2 separate regions of the Homo sapiens genome follow, and region 2 is linked to region 1. Evidence: chromatin loops called from intact Hi-C (ENCODE). Cell type or tissue: endothelial cell of umbilical vein. All regions are shown on one strand. Links, peaks and the distances in the headings refer to the core of each region. The heading gives the core; the rest is flanking DNA.

The links. A loop is a pair of places that touch in the nucleus more often than their neighbours do. Peaks named below come from ENCODE experiments on the same cell type or tissue, not always from the same donor. Only the 100,000 strongest peaks of a DNase experiment are listed, where the experiment ranks them.
Region 2: it touches region 1 in a loop (2.8-fold over the local background); 2 of 110 quality-filtered maps call a loop at or near these places.

Annotation. Positions count from the first base shown.
Region 1 is chrX:115,455,121-115,467,180 of GRCh38, forward strand. LOC124905206 (a long non-coding RNA gene) reads right to left here and starts at 10,530. Exons shown (of 2, transcript XR_007068305.1): 1 at 10,270-10,530; 2 at 1-67. It also overlaps the pseudogene LOC105373314. In endothelial cell of umbilical vein, for the core only: no CTCF peak of the experiment used is centred there; a DNase peak (open chromatin) is centred at 5,531.
Region 2 is chrX:115,526,315-115,538,374 of GRCh38, forward strand. The region is part of intron 2 of PLS3-AS1 (PLS3 antisense RNA 1); the gene reads right to left. Among named protein-coding and RNA genes, the nearest start is that of PLS3, 29 kb to the right of the region's middle. In endothelial cell of umbilical vein, for the core only: no CTCF peak of the experiment used is centred there; a DNase peak (open chromatin) is centred at 5,867; H3K27ac peaks cover 1,724 bases.

The sequences.
Region 1 (12,060 bases), core at 1,732-9,731:
TCCACGTCGACAACCCCACCGACTTTTCCGAAGTGGTCAAAGAAAAACAGCAGGTCTTCTGGCAGCCCTGCAAGAGGGAAAGAGAAGCATCCACCGTTGCTGGTGGTTTTGCTCTAAGTTGTTCATTTTTCATTCCTGTGATTGAATCTAAAGGCAAACAATTTCAGTGTTAACTAGAACCCCAGGCCCCTCAGATGATTTCCAAGAGAATAGGTACATATGTAATATGTACTTCCTTGCCCATATCTTTAATGACTCCCCCAGCACTTTGCAAATATATTTCTTAATTTTCATGCCTGATTCCGAGGTGGCCAGAGAAGAAAACAGAAACTGAAATGGGTAATAGACTTCCACTCACACATTGTTGGCTAGCATAAGAGGGAAAGTGGAGAGCCTCTTTTAGATTTCTCTGGGAGGTTAGAAGCAGATGGAGAAATCCTTGAGGCATAGACATTGGGAAGTAGAATGTGGGAAAGAATTTGAGAAGGACAAATCTTCATACTTTAAACAAACGATAAAAATCAGAAGAGCAAATGCAGCTGCCAAAAAGAGAATGTGCAGTCTTGGGAGTAGAGGCTGCTCGTTTTTACGTTGTTGCCTTACCAAAATGCAAAAAAAAAAAAAAAAAAAAAAAAAAAAAAAAAAAAAAGCTGATTTGACAGAAATTCTTTTTTTGTTTTATTTTGTTTTGTTTTGAGATGGTGTCTCACGCTGTCGCCTGGGCTGGAGTGCAATGGTGTGATCTTAGCTCACTGCAACCTCTGCCTCCCGGGTTAAAGCGATTCTCCTGCCTCAGCCTCCCGAGTAGCAGAGATTACAGGTGTGCACCACCACGCCCTGCTAATTTTTTGTATTTTTAGTAGAGACAAGGTTTCACTATGTTGGCCAGGCTCGTCTCAAACTCCTGACCTCGTGATCCACCTGCCTCGGCCTCCCAAAGAGCTGGGATTACAGGCGTGAGCCACCGTGCCCAGCCAACAGAGATTCTAAAAGTTCAGTGTCTATAGTGGAAATATGTTTTTTTTCCAGAGCCATCCCAGCAGTAGCTTTCATTCATAAAATGCTGTCTTGTATTCTTCAGCAGTTCAGGCATACTTAAATCACAGGAGTAGAAAATCGTTCATTTTGGGACAATGGTCCCGTTCCCACTGGTGATAAGTCTAGTCCATGCCATGCACGTTCAGACTGCTGTTGTTTCTAAGGGGGTAATCATTGGCCTTCTGGTTGCAGAAAGAGAACAGGGACATGTGCACTGTGCTCCAAAATGTCATCTATCACTGTTAATATCTCTCAGGAAAGAAGGCAAGCCTGTGAAAGGCTGTAAACAGCTTGCAGAACTGCAATAGGAGCTTTTTTGGCAATCAAGAAAAATACTCATGTGACCTCCAAGACCACCAAGTAAAAGGACCTGATTATTGCTTCCTACAAACTTGTCTTTGGTGTTCAAGCTGGAGTTGTCTTTTTCAATGCAATCCATCTTTTGATCTGCTACCGACCTTTCCTACTCTGCTAGGGTCTGTGATCCCTTTTCTCACTGATATTTATGTCCCATATGAAAGCAATTATTCAACAGCACATTTCTGAAGTTGAGGAAGGCAACATCTCATACTTCACTATATCTTGCAAAGGTTCCACTCTACCCAAAATGAGCAAAAAATCACTGTCTCAAAAACAGAAGTCCGGAGCCTTAAAGACCGTGACCCTTTATTGGACTAACCTGAATTTTTGTTTACTTTGGTATATTTAGATTTAAATTTTTAGAAGCCACCGGCTGAGAGCGGTGGCTCACACCTGTAATCCAAGCACTTTGGGAGGCTGAGGCAGGAGGATCGCTTGAGCCCAGGAGTTTGAGATCAGCCAGGGCAACATAAAGAGTCCCCCATCTCTACAAAAAAAATGAAAAATTAGCTGGACATGGTGGCGCGCACCCATAGTCTCAGCTACTTGGGAGCCTGAGGTGGGAGGACCGCTTGAGCCCAGGAGGTTGTGACTGCAGTGAGCCGTGATTGCGCCACTACACTTCAGCCTGGGCAACAGAGTAAGACTTTGTCTCAAAAAAACAAAACAAAACAAAAAACAAAAATGAAAACAAAAATAGCAATATATTCTTGTCATAAAAAGAATTTAAATAATAACGAACGTATCATTAAAAAAAAATCAGGTATGCTTCCCTCAACACTGCTCCTCCAAGAAAACTTAACAGATTGATGCGTAGTCTTACAAATTCCTTTCAATTCTTATAAGGATATCTATGCCTTGTCCAAATCTCTCTACATTTTAAGAGAATAAATGGGATCAGAGTTGTTTGAAATTTGCTTTTTTTAGCATCATATAAGTAGAATGCTTACTACATTAGTACATAAAGTATTTCATTTTTAAACTTATGTGTGTACATTTTTGTTTAAAATTGCTGTTTCTCAGATTATAAAAATAGTATATATTCACTCTAGAAAATTCGAGGAATACAGACAATTATAAATAAGAAGATTAAAAACAATACCACTAAAATATAAACACTGGTAATGTTTTGGCATATAGTCACTTAGTCTTTTATCTGGGCAAGAGAATAGAGGTATGGCTGCTTGTGTTATGCTTCTTTTTGTTACTACATTGAGATACACCAGTCTAATGTGCATTTTACCCTTCTTCTTTACTAAAGGAATTCAATTCTCTGCAGTATAGCAATAGTTCCAGCAAAAACCAATGTTTCCAGTTAGTTAAAGATTCTGGATGAATGAGATGGAAGGGAAAGTTTATTGGAGATTTCAGGCAACATCTTGCTTTCCTTATTATTTCCTGGGAGCATGCATGTGAGGCTGGATGTGGAACAGCCACCTTGTAACCATGAGATGACAAGCATGAGGACAAAATCACGGGCTAAGAGTGGTAGAATGGAAAGATAGAAGGAGCCTGGGACATGGATGATGACGGGAAAACATTGGAGAAGCTCAGGATGTTCTACCTTCATATTTTTGGTAATATGAGGAAAATAAAATCCTATTTGAAAAACCTATTATAGTCAAAGTTCTAGTATATGAAAATAAACATGATCTCTGATATTCTCTAGATGCAAACTTTTAAAATCCTACTTTGTTCGTTTGACATTACATTGTGAGCACTTCCTGATGACATTAAATATTTCTTAAAAGGATAACTTTTAATTGCTGCATAATATGTATTCTGTTGTGATCCAAACAACTGCTCTGTAGTTAGTATTAATGATAATTAGAAAATAGGAGGTTGGCCAGGTGCGGTAGCTCACGCCTATAATCCTAGCACTTTGGGAGGCCAAGGCTGGTAGATGCCCTGAGGTCAGGAGTTTGAGACTAGCCTGACCAACATGGCAAAACCCCATCTCTATGAAAAATACAAAAATTAGTCAGTATGGTGGCGGATGCCTGAAATCCCAGCTACTCAGGAGGCTGAGGCAGGAGAATCACTTGAACCCAGGAGGTGAAGGTTTCAGTGAGCCGAGATCACGCCACTGCACTCAAGCCTGGGCAACAGAGCCAGACCATCAGGCAAGCAAGCAAGCAAGCAAGCAAGAAAGAAAGAAAGAAAGAAAGAAAGAAAGAAAGAAAGAAAGAAAGAAAGAAAAAGGAAGGAAGGAAGGAAGGAAGGAAGGAAGGAAGGAAGGAAGGAAGGAAGGAAGGAAATAGGAGGTTAAGTTCAGCCTGGGCAACACAGCAAGACCTTGTCTCTACAAAATAATGATAAAATTAGTTTTTTTTTTTTTAGATGGAGTTTTTTTGCTCTTGTTGCCCAGGCTGGAGTGCGCAATTGCGGCTTGCTGCAACCTCCGCCTCCCGGGTTCAAGTACCTGCCACCACACCCGGCTAATTTTTTGTATTTTTAGTAGAGACAGGGTTTTGCCATGTTGGCCAGGCTGGTCTCGAACTCCTGACCTCAGGTGATCCACCTGCCTCGGCATCCTAAATTGCTGGGATTACAGGCATGAGCCACCATGCCTGGCAAAATTAGTATTCTTTTAAAAAGATAGAAAAGTCGAAACTTTCACAAGAGCAGCCCTTTCTTCAGCACCGTGGACCCACTTCTCATTCTAGAGTTTTTAAGGACTGGGTTTTATAGGCTTATACTGATTTTTGTGATAGTCACCATAGCACTATGATTTCTGTACTCTAAATCAAAGTTCATCAAGCACTGAGAAAACTCCACAGATGAGCAGTTAGCTGGTTCTGCTGAATAAGGTGATAAGCTAATATTTTAAGGTTTTAACTATTTTTTTCTTCATATATTCTGCCCTTTTCTTTCCTTCCATCTGAGTAGGTAGCTGGCTCTGTTCTCACTGTCTTGGGGAAAAGAGATAAAAGGTGACACAGCAAAAACCGTAAGTGTCTTGCAAGTTCAGGGATTCAAGAGGTCTAATCCCACAAAGGAAGAAATTCCACAAGCACTGAGGACGTTTAAAATATAGAAAGGGAGAAGGCTTTTCCTCAAACTAGAAATGGATTATTCCAAGCTGGGCGAGAGGAGTGCAGAGAATCAAGTAACTTTCATTTATCGGCTGTTCTAGCAGGGAAGCATCAAGATCCTAGAAAGCAACGGCTGTTAGGTGCTTCTTGACAGGCAAGTCTGTATGAAGAGTTGGCAAAGATTCCTCAGCCCCAAGAGCACTAGGAAAGCAGCCAAGGACCTCTGACTTGAAGGGACCCAAGGACCAGGAGACTGGACATCTCAGCAGTTATCTATTTACACCTCTGATTAACAACTATATGCCTGTCTCTTCATTACTGTGATTCACCCCATATCCCCCAGCACCTTGGTATCACACAAGAACTCAAATGCATGACATTGCTATGTTAAGGAGCCCACCATTGGGGCTCAAACTCTGAAATATAGATGTTAGAGAAATAGTTATATTTTTGCATAACAATGATTGAAGCCTCAGAATCATACATGCTGCAACAATGTTAAGGATGAGCTCGATGAGCTCTTCTAACCCCAGTTTTTATCATGCAATGATTCACTATGATGTTTTCTGCTCTGGCCAAGAAAAAAAAAGCCATTCTGATAACAGGAAATTTATCTCACACTTATAAAAAGCACACACTTGAATAGCTTTATCTTAAGATTTTGGCATTAGCTTCTACCCTAATTCATATCCACATTTAGGGTTACACAGAACTACACCCCAACAAAAGTCAATTTCCAGATGTTTAACTTATCAGCCAGCTCTACCACAGTTTAAAATTATGATGCCAGGAAGTCTGATTATTTCAAATTTGAAAAGAATATTACCAAGCCACACCTTTCAAAAAATTTTATTAGCATCTGACTCTTTGCTGAACAAGGAAGATGGGAAATGTAGTTGCATTCACAAAGAATGTGTGGAGACTGCCAAGAAAGCAAATCATTTTTGGAAGCCACCCTTATTTGGAAATATTCTAGTTATAGAACTATGGTTTTTTTAAACAAAAGCATTCACCATATCCCCTTTTGAAAACACATCTTTCCGAAATATAGGAAAAGAATCAAATACTATGCTATTCACTTTCTTCTACGATTTACTTGAAAACAACTAAGGTAAAAAGAAAAAAAAAAAGGACAATGCTTGCCAAGAACTGCAAGTAGCTTCCTGTAGGCATTGTGATGTAGTGGAAAAAGCAAAGTCTCTGCAGTCAGACAGACCTGTTTTTGAAGCCTGACTGCACTCAACTAGTTGGGTGACCTTGGGCAAGTAACTTTATCTTCTCTATGATTCATCTGTAAAAATAATTAAATTATATTAAATGAGAAAACATATGTGAAAGTGCTTATTGAAAGATATTCTCTCTGTAAGCCTTAAGGAAAAGCATAATAGTTATACATGGTTACTCTGATATATGGTAAAAAAACAAGTGCATGTCTTAGTAAATGCCCAAAACTATTTAGACAAGTTCTAAAAGGAATTAAGCAGCAAAATGACGTAAAGTGTTACTTGGCCATATGCAAAATTAGAAACTGGAGTGAGATACATTGAAATAACTCCTACTTATTGTACTTCAAATGGCTCCTATAAAGATCCTTTTTAAAGTCACTAGCTGCCTTATGAAATTTGCTATAAGCAAGACTTCTAGAAATTCTAATGTTCTAGAATTCTAATGCCAGATCTTGCTATTTCTAAGGGAATTATGAGAAGAAGATCAATGAAAAATGAATATCAGCAGTGTCTCCTCTTTTAGCCGGAGTAAAATATTAGCTCAAGTCCAAAGGCAGCAGATGAGGTGACTTTCAGTAAAGTGAAGACTCTAGGGTTGATGGCAAGATTATAAAGTAGCTACCCCATCTCAAGTCATTCTCTCAGTTGTCCAATAATTTCATGATGGGCTGGGCACACCTATAAGCCCAGCACTTTGGGAGGCCGAGACAGGAGGATCACTTGAGGCCAGGAGTTCCAGACCAGCCTGGATAACATAGTGAGACCCCATCTCTACAAAAGAAAAATTAGCTGGGTGTGGTGGTATACCTCACACTCCAGAGGCACCTCAGCCTCCAGAGTAGCTGGTAGTTCCAGCTTGAGTCCAGGAGCTCAAGGTTACAGTAAGTCCAGATGGCACCATTGCACTCCAGCCTGGGTGACAGAGTGAGACCCTGTCTCAAAAATAATAGTAATAATTTCATTATGTCCTTTGGCTGTGTTGAAATTATTCGGTTAAGAAACCTCTACTCTAAGTATTATAATCAAGAAGTCAGTAAACTATGGTGCATGAGCCAAACTCAGCCTGCTGTGCTTTTGTAAATAAAGTTTTATTTGAATACAGTCATGCCCATTCAGCTATGTAGTGTTATGCATGCTTTTGCACCACAACAGCAGAGTTGAGAAGCTGTGACAGACTGTGTAATCCACAAAGACTAAAATATTTAATGTTTGGACCTTTAAAAAAAAAAATGTGCCAACGCCTGCTCTAACCCCTAAAAATCCACTTGCTACCTAAAATCAAAGACAATATATTTAACCTATCTATGAAATATTTTCATTTTAAAACATAACCATGTTAACACTATCTGTAGGTTGCCTCCTTCAGCAGAGTGAGAGTCCTCTTTGTGCACCTTGCCCATGCTTATTCCTTTTCCAGAATAATAGAAGTCAGCAGTGTGGCACCCTGCATTAGAAAATTTGCCAAATTTTGATTTGGAGTCACTGTAAACTTTGCATTAAAAAAAAAAAAAGCATGTGGAAGCTAATCTGCAGTTAGCTGCCTTTATTTCATTATCTTAGTTAAACAAACCCAAGTATAGCCAAAGTCAGCTTTGGAGGAGGTCTACCAATCTCTTAGGAGATTTGCTCTGAAGTAATATGCCTGAAACATATTAACTGTCCAACATTCTTTCTAAAGATTTGAAAACTTTGAGAATCATAGCAATGATATCTCTTGGAATACTGAGCAATGAGCCACAGCACTGTTGCGTTTCAGAAACCTTCCTCCCAAATCAAAATTGACAATCAGTCTGATTCAGCCCATAACTCATCCTCCCAAATAATGTGGTTTGAAAGATAAGGAGTCTGAATGAAGTAAAATAATGGCTGAAATAACTTGAAAAACAGATAGAAGACTGGAATCAGGGCAAAATCTCCATTCTAAGTATGCAAAGCCTTCAGGATGGATCCAAGCTACCATAAGTAATTCAAAAGCTATAACTTACTTGTGTCCAAGGGTCTTTGATATAAGAAGCTGGAGTGGAGAAAGTCAAAAAGAAGATTAGTCTGCCTTCCTTTGTTCTTCGTGGACATGTTCCAAGGTAAAGTTCAAACTAATGTTAGTCTTGGTTATTTAGTTTTATTATGCATACAACAAAAATAAAGCAATCTCCATATTTTTCCCAATAAGTTGCAGGTTTTAAAATATATTTTAAAATAAAACTGATGGGGGTGGGGGGAGCTTCTTTTTGAAAACTGAATCTAAATAAAGGCCAGTAAAGTTTATAGTCTGGGTACTGAGGAAGGTGATTTTTTTTTTTTTTTTTGAGACTGAGTTTTGCTCTTGTTGCCCAGCAATGGCGCAATCTCGGCTCACTGCAACCTCCACCTCCCAGGTTCAAGTGAGTCTCCTGCCTCAGCCTCCCAAGTAGCTAGTATTACAGGAATGCACCACCACGCCTGGCTAATTTTTGTATTTTTAGTAGAGACGGGGTTTCTCCATGTTGGTCAGGCTGGTCTCGAACTCCCGACCTCAGATGATCCGCCCGCCTCAGCCTCCCAAAGTGCTGGGATCACAGGCGTGAGCCACCGCGCCTGGCAGAAGGTGAAATTTTAAATGGCAAATTAGTATATCTTTAGCAACAAAACAACATATAATGACATAGTTTCCTACAGTTCACAGATAGTTTTTACTGGATTCTAAATCTGGTTCTGCCATTTGGTTGCTAAAGAACTTTACTTCTCAGTTTTTGCCTGGGAGAGAAAAAAAAAAAAAAACAGAATGAAAGCTATTCCTAGAATAATGTGGTGACTTGAGGACTGTAAGTTCTAAGTTGTTTAGAGGTATATACTGATCCTTTTGGAGGAAAAGGAAAGGAGACTTTTACTGGAGTTCCTGGAGCTATTTGCAAATATGCTTTGAAACAGGAGTGCCAGAGCAAGGCACTAAAGCAAGTCTCATGACAACAGGAGCCCCACTATCGGGCCAATAATTATTTCAGAGAACCCAAGTAATGAAATACTACCAGGTTAACAGAAATGTAGTGACATATCTATTCCACCCACAGGCTTAGGGACAGGGAGAAATGGCTGAATAGTTACAGAATGTGCATGTGTCTGTAAAGCTGAGTAGATTACTTTCAGCCAGACACCGATGAGGGGCCTTGGACCATGTCCACCGGAAAGGGGAAAATGAAAACTGAAACACTAAAGGCAGAGAACTGGAGTACTACTGAGCTCCCCCAGGGTCTGCAATTATGGTAAATTTCTTTTTGCCCAAAGTAAAAAGAAAGAGGTCTTTTTAGGGGGCTCTGTCAAATAGTCATCAGGAATTGGCCAATTTTAACCTATACACAGTGGCAAGGGCAAGCAGAGGACTTTTAAATTGTAAACCAGACCACATTACTCTCTTGTCTAATCACTTTTCTAATTAAGTCTAAAATCCTAATCGTGAGCCAGTATGGCCCTACATGTTTTTTATTCAATCCACCTCCACCTCTCTGACCTCATGTTCCACTGCTTTGTATACCCTGTTCTAGCCTTACTCTTCTCCTTGCCGTTTCTAGAATATGGTAAACTCATTCATACCTCAGAACCTTCAGATACGCTGCCGCCTTGTCCTGGAAAGATCTTCCCCGGAAACTGTATATGGTTTATTCCCTCACTACATTAATGTATCTACTCAAACATCACCACCTAAGAGTGGCTGTACCTGACTACCTTGTATAAAATAACCCCTCCCATTCACTCTCTATCTCTTTATCCTGCTTTAATTTTCCAATGAGTAATGATCAGCATGTGATGATACAGTATATATGTATTGATTAATTTATTATGTAACCCGGCCGGGCACGGTGGCTCACGCCTGTAATCCCAGCACTTTGGGAGGCCGAGGTGGGCGGATCATGAGGTCAAGAGATCGAGACCATCCTGGCTAACATGGTGAAACCCCATCTCTACTAAAAATATAAAAAAATTAGCCGGGCGTGGTGGCGGGCGCCGGTAGTCCCAGCTACTCGGGAGGCTGAGGCAGGAGAATGGCGTGAACCCAGGAGGCTGAGCTTGCAGCGAACCGAGATCGCGCCACTGCACTCCAGCCTGGGCGACAGAGCGAGACTCTGTCTCAAAAACAAACAAACAAAAAATTTATTATGTATCCCTCACAAGATTGCAAGCTCCATGAGGGCAGGGACTTGGTTTTGTTCACTTCTTATCCCTGAGGTTTAGAATAGGGTCTGACATGTAGTGAGTACTCAACCAATAATTGTTGAATAAATAAATGATTTGAAATAGATGCTGGAGTGAAATCAGCTTTTGTAGAAATTTCGCTCCCAGACTGTACTAGACATAAAATATCTCAAACAGTTAAACATATAAAAATCAATTTTTAAAATGATTTCTGGAAAAGTTACTTGCCTGAATGACCTTGGCCATTCCACATTTTAACTCACATTTCAACTTCATCCTACATGATGCCATTTAAACATGGTCCCTCTTTAGTAGCAAGACATAGGGTTGGTATAATGCTTATTGTTGGTCTAAGAATATCCAAACCCTCTTATTTTGGCAAGGCCGGAGAGAGATGAAATATCTTTTGTTCAGAACAACCTTAGAAATAAAGACATACTCACTTTTTTGGGAAATTACTTTGGGATGTTGAGACAGAAGATTACTTGAGCCCAGGAGTTCGAGACAAGGCTGGACAATATAGAGAGACACTGTAGCTGGGACCACAGGCACACACCACCACGCCTGGCTAAATGGTGGTGTGTGCCTGTGGTCCCAGCTACTCAAGAGGCTGAGATGGGAGGATTGCTTGAGACTGGGAAGTCAAGGCTGCAATGAGCTGTGATCATGCTGCTGCATTCCAACTTGGGTGACAGAGTGAGACCCTGTCAAAAAAACAAACAAACAAAAAAACCCTAATCACCACTTTGGAAAATTAGACCCACAGAGATTGTTGGTTTATTTAAACAGACTTGAGCATCAGCATTTTAGCCTCACATAGTACTATATAATTGTACACCCTTGCACCTGAAGAGGCTTTTGCCACTCAGTGAGTTAAGACACCTTTATATTGTTTATAGAGTAGGTGTGACAGACGGAACTCATTTTTGCACTTGCTCTGAAGCACCTTGTAGAGAAAGTTAGCAGGTTCTGGAAGCTATCTGGGGCCACAGAGCAAAGATTTTATCTATACCAATGAAACTCAACAGCTCAGCCAAGTATTGACAGTGACACCATTATTAAGCTCCACTGTGTACCCAAGTGAACAAATGTTTCCTGCATTATGTTATGTTAATCCCCCAGCATCTCATATTCCACTCTGCTCAAACTGGGCTATGCCCTTTTACTGATGATATCCTGTATTTTTCTACCTTAATACTTTTGCTGCTGCTGTTCCCTAATTTGTGCTATAGTTTTTTTTCCCGTGTATCTAACACATCTCTTTTATTTAACTGTGAGCCTATTCATTCATTCATTTAAGTATAATCTTATAACAAAGGGGAAAAGAAAAAAATAAGTAAGCTAAACTAAAGATCTAATCAGGAGACCTCATTGTTAAAACATATAGCAGAAATATGGTATTAGGGATGCTTGATGCCAGATGAAGCTGCTGAGAGTCATGGACTCATGTTCATGGTCCACAAGGGTCTATCTCGAGTATTAGAAATCAAGGTGACTTAGTTTTATTGCAACCTGGGCTAGCCAAAAACATAGTTCAACAAATAGTTTTGGCCAGGCACAGTGGCTCACGACTCTAACGAACTTTGGGAGACCAAGGCAGGAGGATCCCTTGAGGCCAGGAGTTTGAGACAAGTCCAAGCAAGATGGTAAGACCCTGTCATTAAAAAAAAGAAAATTTGTAATTAGCTGGACATGGGGGCATGTACCTGTAGTCCCAGCGACTCAAGAGGCTGAGGTGGGAGGATGGCTTGAGCCCTGAAGATCTAGGCTGCAGTGAGCCGTGGATGCACCACTGCACTCCAGCCTGGGCAACAGAGTGAGACCCTGTCTCAAAACAAAAACAAAAACAAAAACAAAAAAACAGGTTTTTTTTTTAAATAGTTTTAAAACTTATACACAAAGTCAAATAAGGCATGTTCCCTGCCTGAAGGGGTGAAAAAACATGGACCAACAAATATAATAATTGGAATACATGATAAAATATGCACATGGTTAGGAACATATCATCTTATTCCTCTTTACCTCCCCCTGACTGCCTAACAATGTCTTATACACAATAATTTATTTTTTCTAGTTTTTCCATTTTGCATTTTTAAAAAATGAGACAGTGTTTCACTCTGTCACCCAGACTGGAGTGCAGTGGCACAATCACAGTTCTTGCAGCCTCAACCTCCCAAGCTCAAGCGATCTTCCCACCTCAGCCTCTCAAGTACCTGAGACTACAGGTACACACC
Region 2 (12,060 bases), core at 1,289-9,288, 71 kb after region 1:
GCAGTAAGCCAAGATAGCACCACTGCACTCCAGACTGGACGACAGACTTATTATATCTGGTAGATTTTTTTGTAGATTCTTCTCTGTAGAAGATCATGTTATGTGTGAATAAGGAGAGCCTTAACTGCTTTCCTTCCAGTCTGGATGCCTTTTATTTCTTGCCTTATTACACTGAGTAGAACTTCTAGTATGATGTCGAATAGAATTGGTGAGAGCAAACCTCCTCATCTTGTTCCTGATCTTAAGAGCAACCCTTTCACTTTTTTCCCCTTTATTGATACATAATATTTGACATATTTATGGGGAAATTGTGAGTGCTTCTTACATGCATAAAATGTGTAATGATCAAGTCAGGGTACGTGAGGTATCCATCACCTTGAGTATTTATCATTTCTATGAGTTGGTAACATTTCATGTCCTCTTTTCTATCGAAAAGCATTCACTTTTTTAAACCATTAATGTGATATAGGCTACAAAGATTTCATGGACAACTTTGGCCAAATTGAGAAAGTTTCTTTCAATTTCTAGTATCCTGAGATACTAGACATGACATCTTTTAAAACTTTTGTAGGTTTTTGAAGGTTAAACAAAAGATGAAATAATCATCATAAACAGAAGGACATCAATGTTTTTCCATTAAAAAGATTCCTGAGAGGGCAGATGTTATATATGAAAGAGCCTAAATAGAGTTCTTTTTATGAGACAGGGTCTTCCTCTGTTGCCCAAGGTGAAGGGCAATGGTGCAATCACTGCTCACCACAACCTTGACCTGCTGGGCTCAAGTGATCCTCCCACCTTAGCCTCCCACCTTGCCTCCCAAGTAGCTGACACCACAGGCGTGCATCATCATGCCTTTTATTTTATTTCATTTTTGTAGAAACAAAGTCTTAATATATTGCCTAGGCTTGTCTTGAACTCCTGGCCTCAAGCAATCCTCCTGCTTTAGCCTCACAAAGTCCTGGGATTATAGGTGTGAGCCACCGCACCCGGCCTAAATAGAGTTCTTATGCATTTCTAGAGACAGTTCAGGCACTTATTGTTGCATGTCCTTCTGCAAATGACTTCAAAAGAAGAGGGTGTAAAAATCATATTTTTAATAAAAAAGTTGAAGAAAGTACAAGAAATGTTTCAAAAGCAATAATTTTTAAAATATAATGATTTTAAAAGTGATTTCAACATCACATATGTCTGCCATAATGGAATTATAACCTTAATAGGAAGATGTCTCAAGTTTTGTAAAAAGGTTTTCTTATGACACAATAAAGCAAATACTAAAAATCAGTAATATTTCCTACAAGTTTTGGTTGCATACCTGGGTGTGGTGGCATGTGTCTGTAGTCTCAGCTATGCTGGAGGCTGAGGTGGGAGGATCACTTGAGCCCAGGAATTTGAGGCTGCAGTAAGCTATGATCATGCCACTGCACTCCAGCCTGGGCAACAGAGCAAGACCATGTCTGGAAAAAAAAAGTGTGAAGAAGATGTATTTTTTTTGTTGTTGAAACGAGGTCTCACTCTGTTGCCCAGGCCAGTCTTGAATTCCTGGTCTCAAGCGATCCTCCCACCTCAGCCTCCCAAAGTGCTGGGATTACAGGCATGAGCCATGATGCCCAGCCTGAATTATGAACTTTTCGTGCATTTGTGAACCCTCTGATGGACGCATGAATTGAATGTTCATTGAAATGATCAGAACAGGTAAAGCATCTGATTTATATATTTTGGGAAGTGAGAGTCTTTAATTACAGGAAAAGTCCACATGAGGTCTACATACTTATTTTTCAAATTGATGTGACTCAGTGCCATAGACTCCCTCCCTCCCCCACCCATTTATACTGAGCCTTCATATTCAGAACAGCAGAAAATTGAGGCACTTAAAGTTGAAGCACTTATCTGAATGATTAAACCCAGATCAACAAGTGAAGAGCAATTGTAACAGCACAAAAAGAGGACCAAAAAGGGGCTTTTTGTTCACTTTTTTTTTTTTTGCAGAGGGGTTCAGGGCTTTAAAATAATTCATTTATGAACTGAATGGTCTTCTTCACAGAAGATCTTTCCATTCATTCAAAAAAATCTCATATGCTGAGGAGACATGCAGGAATGGGAAAAGATGAAAACCCAGGGAATAAAAAGCAAACCTGCCTCCTAAAAATTAACCAGTCAGCTGGAATATTACATAATCAAGCATGGTTTTCTAAGGTTAAGGTTGCTAGATATGGCATGAGGCATACTTATACTAAAAAAAATTATTTGTTGTTTATCTCAAATTCAGATTTAACTGGGCATACTGTAATTTTATTTGCTAAATCTGGCAACCTAATAAGGTGTTATACCCTCACGTCTGTGGCATTTAAAATTCAGAGCTGGGTTTTATAATTTAACGTCCTTTAAAAAACAAAGCATTTTTACACCGCTGTGTGCAGGGGTGGGGGCGGGGGAAACTCTTTCTTCCCTGACTGTAAAAAAAATTTTTGAAACCTAACTGTTCCATGATTTTCGTAAACGTTTTGCAAAATTTATTTACAGAAATTAGATTCTAAGTTCCTATACGATGTCAACATCAATGTAAGACAAAGTTCTAGGATTGTAAGTTTTCCAGTTATCCGTGGATGCACTACCTTCTCAATCAGAATGTTGTATTTATTTATTAATGCCAGACTTTATGTTTCAGTGAGCTTGGAGGAAGGGGAAAAATTCAGGAACACCACTTTGCTATTAGTCCTGGCGCAGTGAGCACAATGTAGGCTCTGTATCTGCTTAGTACTTGCTGAGCAACAGAGGGTTAACATCTTTTTCAATGTTGCCACTCAAATTGCTGCTTACCATCTAAAGTACAGGGTACAGAGTGGAGAGAAAGGCCACAAGGGTCATTATGCTTTGGTGGAAAAAGACGTATCATTATTTTCATTCTATACAATGCCAACAACTCATTTATTAAAGGACAAAATTGGAAATTCTCCACTTTACTCTTGAGGACTGTTTTATTTCCACAACCTGAGGAAAAGAAAGAAGGCTTTACAAATGGATCGCTGCAATTGTCAGGACCTTTTGATGCCAACAGGCGGCCCTCATCCAATTACACTATGCTCATTGTTGAAGCAATTGAATTTCATTTCTTCCTTATGTTGAGTTTAAATTTTTTTTGGATGTTGTCTAGCTGCTGCTGTAGAGTTGAAATATTTTAACATCTGGTAGCTGAGGCTTGCTTCATGAAACCGACATATTATTTGGTCAGTCACTGAAGGAAATTAATTACATAAGGTTTCAGCCTGGAGAAATCTCTCTCTTCTGTAAAGACATATTCTATTTCATTTGTACCACCATGTGTCGTTTATTCCTTCTTGCTGTGTATTATAGTTGTGTGCATGGTTCATCTCCCCTATTCAACCATGTAGTTTGCTCATCTTAATCTGCTCAGCCAGAATTTTATATTATACACCACAGTTTCTTTTAGTTTAGTTTTTTGTTTGTTTGTTTGTTGTTAATACAGACACTCTCCCTCTCTTGCTCAGTCTGGTCTCGAACTCCTGGGTTGAAGCCATCCTGCCGCTTCGACCTTCCAAAGTGCTAGGATTACAGGGGTGAGACACCATGCCCAGTCACATCACATCATAGCTTTTGTTTTTGTTTTGTTTTTTGTTTTGTTTTGTCTTTTTTTGTAGGGGAAGTGTCATAGGTTTTCGATAAATATTTGTTGAATTTGGCCAGGCGCAGTGGCTGATGCCTGTAATACCAGCATTTGGGGAGGCCAAGTCGGGAATTTGAGACCAGCCTGGGCAACACAGTGAGACTCTGTCTCCAAAATAAATAAATAAATAAATAAATAAATAAATAAATAAAAAGTAGCTGGGCGTGGTAGCCTGCACCTGTAGTCCCAGCTACTTGGGTGGCTGAGGTGAGAGGATGGTTTGAGCTCAGGAGTTCGAGGCTGCAGTGAGCCATGATTGATGCCACTGCACTCCAGCCTGAACGACAGAGCATGACCGTGTCTCAAAAATGGATAGATAGATAGATAGGTAGGTATATATATAGATAGATAGATTTGTTGAATGAATGAATGTGTGAACTGTTTATATATATATATTTGTGTGTGTGTGTGTGTGTGTGTGTGTGTACAATGATCAGAGGCATACCCAGATGTGTGGGGCTTCCAAGCAAATATCTCCAAAAAGAACTTCTTTCCTTTTATTAACTTGAAATAAAAGACTTTAGATTTCTGTTATCCAGGACTACTTGGACTCAGAGAGAAGGAGGAGAAAGGTTTTAGCATTTTCCCCATAGACAAAATCTAAACTTCTTGGTCCCCTATGGGTAGATAGAGAGGTTTAATTATATTAAATAAAATTAAATAATAGTGGTAAGAAGTGAGTGTTAACTCTAAGTGCAGTGTATTCCAGAGTCTTAAAGCAGGTCTTTTATCCATCATTAGTTGGATTTTAGGTCAGTGTATTTTTGCATATCTGGAGGATGACTTGAATGTGGCCAGAGAGGATGACAAACACTGGAGGGCTAGAAATGTTACTCTGGAATGGGGAAAAGTGATGTGAAAAAAACCTTGGATACAACCATGGGAAGAACAGTGCATAGTAAGAAAAATGAGGAAGGGGCCAAGTGAGAAAAGTTGGAGGCTAGTTTAGAGATTCCGCTGAGTAGAAGACCAGGAGAATATATTCAGTATTCAAGAGGCTAAGGACATAATTTTGAATCCAGAGTACATTCCAGATCAAAGGCAATGCTCTTCCTTAAAAATACAGGTGGGAGGGAAGGAGAAAACATGAAAGACAAAGAGAATGAAGAGATAGATGATGAGACAAGCAAAAAATGCTAAAACTAGTGAGGAAGAATTGAAGACCCCACAGAATAAGGCTAAAGTAATGAGTTTAGGCACTATACTGGAAAATCGGATAAGACTTATTGAAATTTGATCAATCAATTTAAAAACGATACTGGTCCTTACTATGTACCAGTCATTGTACCAGGTTCTTTTTCTATTATATCTTATTTAATCTTCAAATAACTATTTATTTGAAGTTAATAATAAATAGTAACTTATTTATTATATCTTATTTAATCTTATTTAATCTTCAAATATCTATTTAAATAAAAATGTTTATCTCCATTTTCCAGATTTCAAAAATGTGGCTCATATACATCATATTCAAGATCACACACATAGTGGGAAATTGAGAAAGAATTCCAACTCAGAAATAATTTAAGGGGTTCCTGACAGACTTGAATCCCACATCTATTCCACTTAATGAATGGAGCTTGCCTCAGAAGGGTTCAAATAACTATGCATCTCTATATTTACTGCTATATAGTTTCTTTGTTACTCTCTGAGATTTGATGACACTGGAATATAGTAATTTTGTAATAAATAAAGGCAACTGAAATCCTAAAGAGAATGGAGGTCAGAAGGGAAATTACATTGCTCAGAAAGCATATTTCCCCTTTCCTGAAGGTGTGACAACAGAAAAATACATGCCTTGACTCCCTCCACCACCTCTCAACCCCCATATCCCTCAATTCCCTAATTCTAGGAACTAGTTTTATGTAGTCACCTCTTACAGGTGTGCCCTCACTTCATGCGCCAACCCAATCCAGACTCTAAATGGGGGAGGGGAAAGGCAAAGCAACTTGGTGGCTATTCATATCACTCAGTTCACATCACATCACATCACATCACATCATATCACATCACATCACATCACTCAGACTGAGACATTTTGTTCCACTTTTGATGTAGATCCTGTCAATAACTTGTGCTCCTTCTGACTTTAACAGCTCTTCAACTGATTTCCTGCTTTCTCCCTCCCTTCTCCCTCCCGCTACTTCAACTCATTTCAGGGGCTGTATTACTTGGCCTTAAACTCTACACTTGTCAACACTGACTCACTGGTTCCTGGTGCCACTCCTTCCAGATGCTGACCACTACTAGCACTTCCTCCAATTCTATTATTAACAATAATAAAACTGATGAAGCACTGTTAAATTTGTTCTTTTACCTGGACCTTACAATCATGTATACTTGGGTGCATGTATATCTTTTTTTAAATTGTTGTTGGGACCTTACACGTCATGAACGTAGCTAACTCATTAAGCCTAATCAGATACGTAAAAGAAAAAGTTAATGATCACAGTCTAAAAATAAAATCTGAATTCTAGAAAGTCTTAATTTGCAATACAGAGCATTGAGGTCCACAGAAATGGCTTATTACAGAGGATTCTTTTCCCAAATTAAGAAAAACACTATATGATTCCTTGGCACAGAATTAGACCTTACAAAAAGAAACTCCTGGTACATGTATTTTCTTTTTTCTTTTCTTTTTTCGAAACAGGGTCTCATTCTCTTGCCCAGGTTGGAGTGCAGTGGCCATCACTCCACCTCCAGAGCTCAAGTGATCCTCCCACCTCAGCCTCCTGAGTAGCTGGGACCACAGGTCCCAGGCACACCACCATGCCTGGCTAATTTTTAAAATTTTTGGTAGAGATGGGTTCTCCCTATGTTGCCCAGACTGGTCTCCAACTCCCAGGCTCAAGTGATCCACCCACCTCAGCCTCCCAAAGGGCTGCCATTACCGGTGAGAGACATCACAATTACAGGTGAAAGCCACCACAATTACAAATGAGTTCCTTATCCTCGTTTGAAGGATAAGGAACTTGAAGGATTGTGAGTCGTTCTCAGACACGAGGTTAGCAGAGCTCCTTTTTCCGATTAATAGACCAGTACTCTTAGACTTAAGCCCTGTTGTATTCTGACTATTCCTTTTCCTATTAACTGATACACTGTTTTTTGTTTTCTTTTGTTTTTTGTTGTTTCTTTTCTGAGACAGGGTCTCACTCTGTCGCCCAGGCTGGAGTGCAGTGGTGAGATCAGAGCTCAAAGCCTCGACTTCCCAGGCTCAAGCAATCTTCCTGCCTTGGCCTCCCAAAGTGCTGGGATTACAGGTGTGAGCCAACGCACCTGGCCCAGATCTATCTTTGAACTCAAGTCCTCACATGTTTGTGTTTTGTCCTTTGCCTCCATGGGTGTTTCTCTTTCACCTAGAAATTCTCAAATTTTAGAGGGCACCCAAATCACCTGGGATACTTGTTAAAATGTGGATTCAGGGACCTCAACCCTGAGGGATCTGATTTAGTATGTCTGGAGGAGGGACTCAAGAATCTCCATTTTAACAAGTATCCATGTGATTCTGATGCAGGGAGTCCAAAGACCACCCTTTGAGAAATGCTATTTTAGCTAGTTTGAAACAAAGCTCCAGTCAAATAATTCTGAAAGTGAAAATGCTGGGGTATTATTCAATTTGAGTGTTGTGTTGCCTTGAGTTATAGGGCTCTTACACAATGTGAAATGAATAATGTGGAATGCTGTTCACTGCAATAAAATGTCAACATTTCAAGTATTTTTTCAAAAGACTTCTTAAGAGTTGCTCTTTCCACACACGGCCCTGTTTAAAAGGAATTACAGCTGCTCCTACTTTTATAGCTAGCACATCCAAATCTGCCTATAAAATATTTAAAATGAACAAAGTACAATTACAGCTATATTTACAGTTGTGTGGAACAAATCCATTGCCTTCAAAATTATAAGTCTGGCTAAGTAAAACCAACCAAAAACTCTACTGAAAACAATGGAATTTTTAAGCACATAAGCAATGGAACAAATCACATGTGGAAAATCAATAGATTTAGAATACACAAAAATGGAAAAAGTTGAAGCTCAAAAACCATTACTAAACAAGAAAACCTAAAACACAAGCCACAAACTGGGAAAATATTTGCAACAAACATTAAGAAGGGTTGATAGATTTGAAATATAAAAAAGCTCACGAAAGTCAAAAGGGAACATGGATAAAGAACAAGAACAGAGATAAATACATATGGGAAAGTTTAAGAACTTTATGGTATACATATTTTTTAACATTCAGCGTTTTAAAACACCAGTGATATATACCATTTTTGTCAGTCAAATTAAGAACGTTTAAGGGATTGAGAGAAATTTCAGTAAAATGGATAGGTACTCACAAACACTGCTAGTATAATAGATGGACAAATTGGTGTAAAGTTTTGTTTTGTTTTGTTTTGTTTTGTTTTGAAACAGGGTCTGTTGCCCAGGCTGGAGTGCAGTGGCACAATCACAGCTCACTGCAGCCTCAACCTCCGAGGCTCAAGGGATTCTCCCATCTCAGCCTCCTGAGTGGCTGGGACTACAACAGGCCACCATGTCCAGCTAATTTATTTTTTATTTATTTATTTATTTATTTATTTATTTATTTATTTATTTTTGTAGAGTTGGAGGACTCACTTTTTTGCCCAGCCTGGTCTCAAACTCCTGGGCTCAAGTGGATCCTCCCTGCCTCAGCCCCCTAGTGCTAAGATAACAGGTATGAACCAGTAAGCCAAGCCTCAAACTTTCTTTAAAACAATTTAAGAATTCTTACTATGAATGTTTTTTGAAAAAAAAAAAAATCACACACTTAGTCTCAGTAAATTCCTAAGACTCTAGTCTAATCGGAAATTTAGAAAAAGGACTAAGAACAAAATTATTATTATTATTATTATTATTTGAGACTTGAGTCTCACTCTGTCGCCCAGGCTGGAGTGCAATGGCACGATCTTGGCTCACTGCAACCTCTGCCTCCCAGGTTCTAGCAATTCTGCTGCCTCAGCCTCCCGAGTAGCTGGGATTACAGGCGCCTACCATCATGCCCAACTAATTTTTTGTATTTTTAGTAGAGACAGGGTTTCACCATGTTCCATCATGTTGGCCAGGCTGGTCTTGAACTCCTGACCTCAGGTGATCCACCCACTTCAGCCTCCCAAACTGCTGGGATTACAGGCATGAGCCACCGTGCCCGGCCCATAATTATTTTTAAGATGGAAAAATTGGAATCAATCTAAAGATGATAAAAGAATGATTAAAGAAACAATCCATGGTATATCCACATGACAATGTTATATAGCAATTTAAAATGGTTTTTTCAAGCACTTAATGGTGCTTAAAATGTTTCAGATACAAGGATGCTTTGAAAAGCAAGATATGGCATTTATATATAATATGATCCCAATTTTCTTTTAAAACATTTTTACATGCATATAAAAAAGCTGTAAATAAATAAATCAAAATGCTAACAGCTGTTATCTATGGGTGTTAAGGTTTTTATTCTTCTTTTAGTGATTATCTGTGCTATCAATTCTCTACAATGACCATATGTTACTCTAATAATCAGAAAATGCAATAAAAGGTACTTCAAAAGTCCCTCTGAAAACATAACATAAAGAAGGAAAAGTTGTCAACTTAATTAATTTATAGTTTGCAAGTGACAGAGAACACTCACCACTTATTTCTGTAGCAGGCACTGGAATCCATTTATGGAATGCCAGTGACCTTATATTCTCAAGACAACTGCTTATCTGTCTCTCTAATTGGAAGAGGGGGATATGGAGAAAAGACAACAGTCTCTAGGAACAGATGTCTGAAGGGAGTTAAACCAAGTATCAGGGTAAAGTAAAAGGAAAATTTTACTAACAATCCTTAGTCTAACTATATTCTAATTTAGAACTCTTAGCCCAAAACATTTCTCCTTGTACAAACTGGTATACCAACTGATCAACATAACTAACACCATTAATATTTGAGTGTTTTTTAAAAATATATAGGAAAGGCTTTCCTGCATGAATTTAAAATTGCAATCATATGAGTAATGTAATTTCTTCCTTAAAGGTTAGATGATTGGATAGGGGTTAATTTTGATAATGAAAAGACTGAAAAGGAATATGACACATGCTGGATTACTTCATCCACCCTACCAGAGACCAACTTTGTATGAGAAAATACTAAAGAATCTTAGTCAGGCCTCCATATTAATTTTGTATTGGTAATGCTTGATAGAGAGATCACGGGACATAGATAATTCCAGTACACTATGTTCCAGCTGAATACCCAACTAGAACCCAAATGTCTTCATATTAAAATCAGTATGGCAAATGGCCCCTTCTTGGTTGCTAGGCAAACAAAAACAAACTGGGGGTCGCTTCAGGGAATCTGGGAGGAAGGCAGAGCCAAGGTTTTCTCCCAGGTCCATGGGAGGTCATGACTTGAGCATTCCCAAACTGAAAGGGGGAAATTAGATTTGGTGAATTTCATTCTCCATATTAAAAGGATAGGTTCAAAATTGAGAGATTTCATAGGTTGATGCACTATATCTAACTGATCAAATCTCTGCCCAGGACTAGATATGCCAGCTGACAACTGGGTAGCCACTATATACAATGTATATTGTAGCTGGATTAAGGCAATGAATGAAAGAACTAGCAAAGAGTTAGCTAAGAACACTTTAGCAAAGATGAGTCTATTTTATTTAAACCTATCCTTTGGAAGTTAGCAAAAGAAAGGAGAGACTAACAGCACACATGGAAAGGCAGGTATTGTAAGGATCTTGTGAAGTGTGGGGAGGAGGGTTACTCAAATAACAGAAGAGAATGGGTGAAAGAGCCCGAAAGACAGATTTTTCTCTATTATCAATTCTGTAGACATTTTTTGAGCCAGGCATTGTGTCGGTCCTGGAGATACATAGAAAGAGGGCCTTTCCTTAAAGATTTCATGGTCTAACAGGGCACAGTGGCTCATACCCATAATCCCAGCACTTTGGGAGGCAGTGGTATAAGGATCACTTGAGCCCAGGAGTTGGAGACCAGCCTGGTCAATATGGTGAGACCTTGTCTCTACCAAAAAAAAAAAAAAAAAAAATTAGTCGGTGTGTGGTGCACGCCTGTAGTCCCAGTTACTCAGGAGGCTAAGGTGGGAGGATCGCTTGAGCCCAGGAGGTCAAGGCTGCAGTGAGCTGTGATTGAGCCAGTGCACTCCAGCCTGGGTGACAGAGCGATACCTTGCCTAAAAACAAAAGAAAAATGGATAAAGACTTCATGGTCTAGTGGGGAAGATAGATATGTGAATTACAAAGTATAGTCAAGTCCTACATACTGGTAAAAACTCTGGCAGACAACTCAGTCTCTTCATCTTTCATCAAACATTTATTTGCTCTATTGTATACCTGGGACTTAGAAACCACAGATACAAAGACCAATATGATAGGGTCACTGCCCTTAAGGAGGTTATTATAGTCTAGTTGGGGAAATAGACATATCAACAATGGCAATGGCAACAAAATGCTATGAAAGCTAGGTATAAGATGTTATGAGACTGAGCTGAGCAGTGTCTCGAGCCACCACTTTGTGAGGCCAAGGAAAGAGGATGGCTTGATCCCAGGAGGTCAAGACTGCAGTGAGCTGTGATCGTGCCACTGCACTCCAGCCTGGGCTACACTGTCTCTTAAAAAAAAAAATGTCATGAGACTCTTAGCTCTCTACAGTTATGTTTGGCCTCACCTGTGCAACTTTCTTAATGGGGAGAGAGAGATCTCTTGTAGCAGGACGAGCTGCAGACAAAACTCCTCAGACACCGAGTTAAAAAAGGAAGGGGTTTATTCGGCCGGGGGCATCCGCAAGACTCCTGTCTCAAGAGCAGAGCTCCCTGAGTGAGCAATTCCTGTCCCTTTTAAGGGCTTACAACTCTAAAGGGGTGCACATGAGAGGGTCGTGATCGATTGAGCAAGCAGGGGGTACGTGACTGGGGGCTGCACGCACTGGTAATTAGATCGGAACAAAACAGGATAGGGATTTTCGCAGTGCTTTTCTATACAATGTCTGTAATCTATACATAACATAACCAATTAGGTCAGGGGTCGATCTTTAACTACCAGGCCCAGGGTGTGGCGCCGGGCTGTCTGCTTGTGGATTTCATTTCTACCTTTTAGTTTTTACTTTTTCTTTTTTTGGAGGCAGAAATTGGGCATAAGACAATATGAGGGGTGGTCTCCTCCCTTATTCACCCACTTTGAGACTCTCACTCAATAGTGGGAGTTCTCACTTTCATTTTTACTACCTATGTCTTCTTGCAAGACAGATTGATAGTGATTCATATAGTACACTTTTGCTGAAGCATTTTGGTGAACTAAGGTAGCGATGAAGCTTTTTACCATTTGAAGAAGTACAGGTAGCAAACAA